Linked DNA regions of Homo sapiens: region 1 is linked to region 2. Evidence: chromatin loops called from intact Hi-C (ENCODE). Cell type or tissue: heart right ventricle. All regions are shown on one strand. Links, peaks and the distances in the headings refer to the core of each region. The heading gives the core; the rest is flanking DNA. Region 1 overlaps PDHX (pyruvate dehydrogenase complex component X). Region 2 has its middle 33 kb from the start of CD44-AS1.

Evidence for each region. Peaks named below come from ENCODE experiments on the same cell type or tissue, not always from the same donor. Only the 100,000 strongest peaks of a DNase experiment are listed, where the experiment ranks them.
Region 1: it touches region 2 in a loop (4-fold over the local background); 61 of 110 quality-filtered maps call a loop at or near these places.

What each region holds. Positions count from the first base shown.
Region 1 is chr11:34,921,071-34,923,994 of GRCh38, forward strand. The region is part of intron 1 of PDHX (pyruvate dehydrogenase complex component X); the gene reads left to right. Among named protein-coding and RNA genes, the nearest start is that of PDHX, 5.9 kb to the left of the region's middle. In heart right ventricle, for the core only: no CTCF peak of the experiment used is centred there; no DNase peak of the experiment used is centred there.
Region 2 is chr11:35,246,179-35,249,102 of GRCh38, forward strand. No RefSeq gene overlaps it. Among named protein-coding and RNA genes, the nearest start is that of CD44-AS1, 33 kb to the left of the region's middle. In heart right ventricle, for the core only: no CTCF peak of the experiment used is centred there; a DNase peak (open chromatin) is centred at 1,413; H3K27ac peaks cover 2,058 bases.

The DNA of each region.
Region 1 (2,924 bases), core at 154-2,653, 330 kb before region 2:
TGATAAGATTGATATTCTCCTTTGAATTCTCATTTAACTGTGGAAACAGAAACATGTAGAATAGCTCTAGTAAAAGTAGGATTTATTAAAAGGATAGAACATCACTTATAAAATGCTGCAGGGCCATGGGGAAACCATAATTATTCCATCTATTTCTTCTAGGGCTCATATTATTTGTCTTCTTTCTCTTATTTACTTTGTTTTCCTGTACAGACTTGCAATTATCAATCTGTTTACTCCTGGCTTTTCTTTCTCAGTGTCAGCTTGCCTTGCCTCAGTGGTGATTCAGGCCTTTATGCACGATGCGCTGTCAGTTTTGTTTAAGTGCTCACCATCATTTCTGTAATCTCCTTTCAAATTCCTTGAATAGAGAAACTGACCCAAAGTAGACCAGTTGTGCTACAGGGCATGCAAGGCTGATTCTTTCGAAGGCTACGATTTGGACATTTTCTTTAAGAAAGTAGTTGAGAATCAATGATTGACATTTCTGTTGCTATGACCATCTGACTAAAATAGGCCAGTAATGCAGTATTTTATTTTATTTTATTTATTTTAATTGTTTCTGCGCTAAGTAATGACCAAGCAAAGTGTATCATCTAAGCAAAGCACTTGTAGGCTACTCAGCTGAGATGTTTGCCCATCCAAAGAAAATAGGACAGGGGTAAATGAGATCTTACTACAGGCAGCAACAGGAGGGACTAAGAAGATTTAGATGATCAGGAAATACTTTGTATATGTTTACCTTGTTTTAAAGGATTTTATTCTGTCTATGAAAGCAGGGTATTAGAAGTAGCCATCACATACTGAGCTCTCACTATATTTGCATTACTTCTAACCATCATAAAAACCCTGCAAAGGTTTGCCAGGTTTCACGGGAGAAGAAATAGACTCAGAGAGGTTTTAGCATTTTACCCAAGGTTAGTGGATAAGTGGATGACCACTTTGGAACTGTGCACGTGATGACATCCAGAGGAAGAAGAGAGGACCTTTCTTCTTGGATGTCTTTTTTGCAGAACAAGAAACATCTTCTGTTACCACAGCAGAATTTTCTTATATTGTATTGACCAGAATTGGGTCGTATGCCCTTTCTTAAGTTAGGCACTGGCTTGACTTCACTGTGTGAAAAATGTATAGACTTTGGCTAATCAAGGGGATGGGTGTGGAATCACTAACTCTGAGTACATATGCACAAGAAAAGTATATTGCTGAACAAAGTTGAGCTACCAGCAAGAAAGAAATTTGGGGATAGGTTTGGGAATAATAAGTAGCATTTGTTGAGAGCTTACTATATACTATGCACCCTTGTAAGCACTTTACATGAATCAGCTCATTTAATACTCACAACTAATACTATACTCTGGTAGATAGTTCAGGTTTCAACCCAGATCTGACACCAATGCCTGTTTCCTTAACCATAGTCTACCTCAGTATCAAGTGATAGCTTGATTATAGATTTCAGCAGAACAGTGTCAGCATGCTGACGTTTTAAAGTTCACCGTGTGTACATCCTAAATGAACATTTTTGCTTTTTTTAAAAAAATGAAATCAGACATAGTAATAACCGCATTGTAGACTAGCATTTCTGTGACAGCCTATCATTTTAGAACAATTAAGGACACCAAAATTCTTGACTACGTGTAAGGGTGGCAGGACTATTTAAGAGAGTTAGAGTATATATTGACTTCTCCTATCTGTAAATTTCTAAGGTGATGTACTCTTAAATATACCTTCTTGTTGTTGTCTTGAGCTTAATTTGCCTTTTACGACAAAATGTGTAAATTCCCAAAGTATCGTTGTGTGTGTGTGTGTGTGTGTGTGTGTGTGTGTGTATGTATTCTTTTGCTAGGCTGTAAATGGAATGGTAATTTCTTTTGGCTCTTCTCCCAAGATGGCAAAGTAAAGTGAACTTCATGTAGAATTTTAATTTTATAGTTTAATACCAAGAAGGACAGTATTCCAAGCTGAAATCTCTTCTAAAATGTTTGGTTTATTTCATTCAAAGGAAATGCATTCTACACCATATGCTATCTAAAAATTCTGGCTAACCTCTTTTCTAATGTGCCATTGGATACTAAGTAGAAGTATAATAATATAGAATCAGCAGATTCTATGAACAAGATGGGGTATATGGGTGATTCATTTTTTTGGTAGGCAGTACATTTACTATAGCTAGTGATCTGCTTGATATCTTTCTGTTACTGTATAAATCAAGGACTTTATTATATGAAACATTCCTAGGGAAAAATTAGGATCAGCAAATGTATAATTCAGGAGAGATTTCTTGGGAATATATTAGCCCTGGTTTTTGGAGGGGAACAAATCTGTTAAACTATAAAAGCTATACCACTAACTTCTTCAGGAAAGTGCATACATACACAATTTTATATATAATTCTGAGTCCAGAGGACTCAGATCTCCCTGTAATTTGTCTGTAAATACCACCTAGTCTAGAGACTATTTCCATAAACATTTTGGTCATTTCCTAGCTTTTTTTTGGATAATAGCCATCCTAATAGATATTAAGTAATACTAGTACAGATTTTTTTGTTGTTGTTTTCCAGTGTTCCATCAGGTAGAATCTCAGCTCTCATAATTCTTTGATGGTCTAATGGCATTTTTATCTACTACTGTCTAGTACTTGTGTATTTATCTTCTCATCTAAATTTTAATCCTTTTGAGGTCGAGAATCTGGTTTGGTCTAGGGCTAGGATAACAAGTGTTCAGTAGGCATTTGTTGAATGCCTGATTTGGCTTTTAGCTTTGGAAGTGAATAGTATGAGCACTGAAGGTAAAACATTTGCCAGTGATTTTAATGAGAGGTTGGTTTTCAAGTATGAAATGTAGTTAGAATAGAGATCAAGAATTAGTGTACTTTAGTCATGAGAACACTGCTGAATAAGGTAAAGGAGAGAGTAAAAAGGGAA
Region 2 (2,924 bases), core at 102-2,601:
GGAACATCAGATAATGCAAACTCGTAATGACCATGAAGCTCCTCTAGACTAAAGGTGGGGTTATCCCAGGCTAGGTCAGGAAAGCTCATGGTCTACTAACAAAGCTCAGATTTGGGGGAGGGCAGCTGAACTATGGATTACATGCTGGTGTCCATGTGATATGGTTGGGGTAAAGGCCAAACTGGGAGAGAGGAGGCATGACTTCTTCCAGCTTGGTCACAAAGAAGTGGTGATTGGTAACGCTAAGGATGAAAATAGTGATAATGAGGATGATGATGAGGATGATGGTGGTAACTATCACTGACTGAGCCCTCATTATGTGCCAAGCACTGGACTAACTACTTTATGAATGTTCTCATATGAAAATCTCTATCTCATAGGCATGATTAGCCCCATTCTACTGATGAAGCAATTGAGGCTAAGTTAACAATCCAATCATCCATAGCTAGGAAAGGGATGGAGCCAGGACTTAAGCTTGGTTTGTAACTGAGTTACCTCTAGTTCATTTAAACTAGGGTATCTTCTTCCTTATCTGCAAAAAAGCACGGGCTAACAATCTGGCTTTACAATCTGGAATGATCTCTGTCCTCATCACCAAGATGAAAGGGAAGTTTGGGATCAGGTGGAGAAGGAAGATGGTGTTCCAACGGAACTGTTCACTCAAAGGAAGGCAGTTGGGAAATTCTGTGGCTCCTCCGTTTGTGAGCAGTGTGTTATTCAGGCCTGGAAAACATCTGAGAAGTGACAGAAGCTGTTGGAGAATTCCAGGGGAGTCAGGTCACTCAACAAAAGGAGTGAGGAACAGATGACTGCAATTCTAAATTTGTCTTTTTTTCCTTAACTGGAAGCCACTAGATTTTTCCAGACAATATTTGGAAGGCTAAAATCTGATTACCCCAAATAACAGACATAAAAAGATGTGGAGGTTTTACATATTCATTCAGCTTGTAAAAAGGAAAGGGAGAACCATGAAATAATATTTTATTTATCTGCTTTATGGAATTCTTCAGAGTTTAACGTCTCTGCTTTTAAACGTTTGAGAGTAAAAACAGTATTTGCATTGGATGGCTTTATTCTTTTTATATTTTTTTGGACAAGCTGTGTGGACCCAGTCTACACTCTGGAATTTGAGCCTGACTCTGTGGCTCAGTTTTTCTTAGGACAATATGGGAATTAAATATGGCCTTTCACTGCCTCAGTGGAAGAATGAATTAATTGAACTTTAAAAACTACCAGGACAAAGAATTATTGAGCTAAAAACATTTGTGTTGTTGCCAGGGACTCCACAGTCTTCTCTCCTTGCTCAACCCAAGTCAGATGTGTGGGCATCTCTACTCACACCTTCCTGTCTGGGCTGAAAGGTGACAAGTGAGGAAAGCTTCTCATGAAAGCTCTCCTGGAGGTGCCTGAACCCGCTGTCACCTGTGGTTCTTTGACGTACAGAACACTGGCATCCTGTTTATGACATTGTGCCTGGAAGGAGGTGCCCACACTAGGGCCAGTGCCTTAGGTGGCAGGCCACACAGTTCACGCTCTTTGCAGGTATTGCCCTTTGTGGTTCTACAATCCTCCATCACAGGGCAGGGCACTGCAATGGACTGAATGTTTGTTTTTACCCCAAAATTTATAAGTTGAAATCCAAACCCTCAAGGTGATAGTATTAAGAGGTGGGGCCTTTGGGAAGTGATTAGATCATGAGGATAGATTCCTCACGAATGGGATGAGAGCCCTTATAAAAATGACCTCAGATAGTTCCCCTGCCCTCTTTCTGCCATGTGAGGATATAAGGAGAAACCCAGAAGGGGGGCCCTCCCCAGAAAACACCATGCTGCCACACTGATCTCACACTGCAAGCCTTCCTCAACTGCAAGGCATTGATTTCTGTAGTTGATAAAGCACTCAGCCTATAGGGTTCTCACAGCCAGAACTTCGTTGGGGATGTGGCTCAAGGGGCTCCTGGCAGTTCTTGTGGTAGGTGGAAAGACTTTTTTGTGACTTTCTGTAACTTCCTCTGTTAATTGGCAATTCACATCAAAGCAAACAGCCCGCTGATGTCAGGTAGAGCCTGCTGGGCCTCACACATTATCGGTCAAAGAAGAGATCAAAGATGAAGTGGGCCCTGTTTTGCTCCCATTAGATCTGTGCTCAAAGGCCTCATCATTTGAGCCTGAGGAAAGAAGGCCTCGGCCCTTCATCTTACACTCCCTTCCTAAAAATGGTCTCATTTTGCTTGTCTCAGTATCCATGTTGGCAAGATGGACCCATAACACAGCCAGCGATGTATGGATCACTAGGAGATTACTAGCAATGCATGGATCACTAGGGAATTACTACTAGTGCATGGATCACTAGGGGATTACTAGTGGTGCATGGATCACTAGGGGTCCAGCAGTGCATGGATCACTAGAGGATTACTAGCAGTGCATGGATCACCTGGGGATTACTAGTGGTGCATGGATCACTAGGGGTCCAGCAGTGCATGGATCACTAGAGGATTACTAGCAGTGCATGGATCACCTGGGGATTACTAGTGGTGCATGGATCACCAGGGGATTACTAGCAGTGCATGGATCACCAGGGGATTACTAGCGGTGCATGGATCACCAGGGGATTACTAGCAGTGCATGGATCACTAGGGGATTATTAGCAGTGTGTGAATCACTTGGGGAATACTAGCAGTGCATGGATTATTAGGGGTGCCAAATGGTTAACAAGTGGACTCACTGATGGGGCTATGGACAAATGGGTAAAAGATTTGAACAGGAACTTTTCAGTCACATACACATACTTCTTAAAAATTAGGACCACATGCACTAAAGCCTCCTGGGTCATACACACAGGAGACATAGATGACAATGTCCATAGCAGCCCTGCTCGACATAGAAAAACACCTGGAAAAGAGCACAAGTCCACTGTCCAAAAAA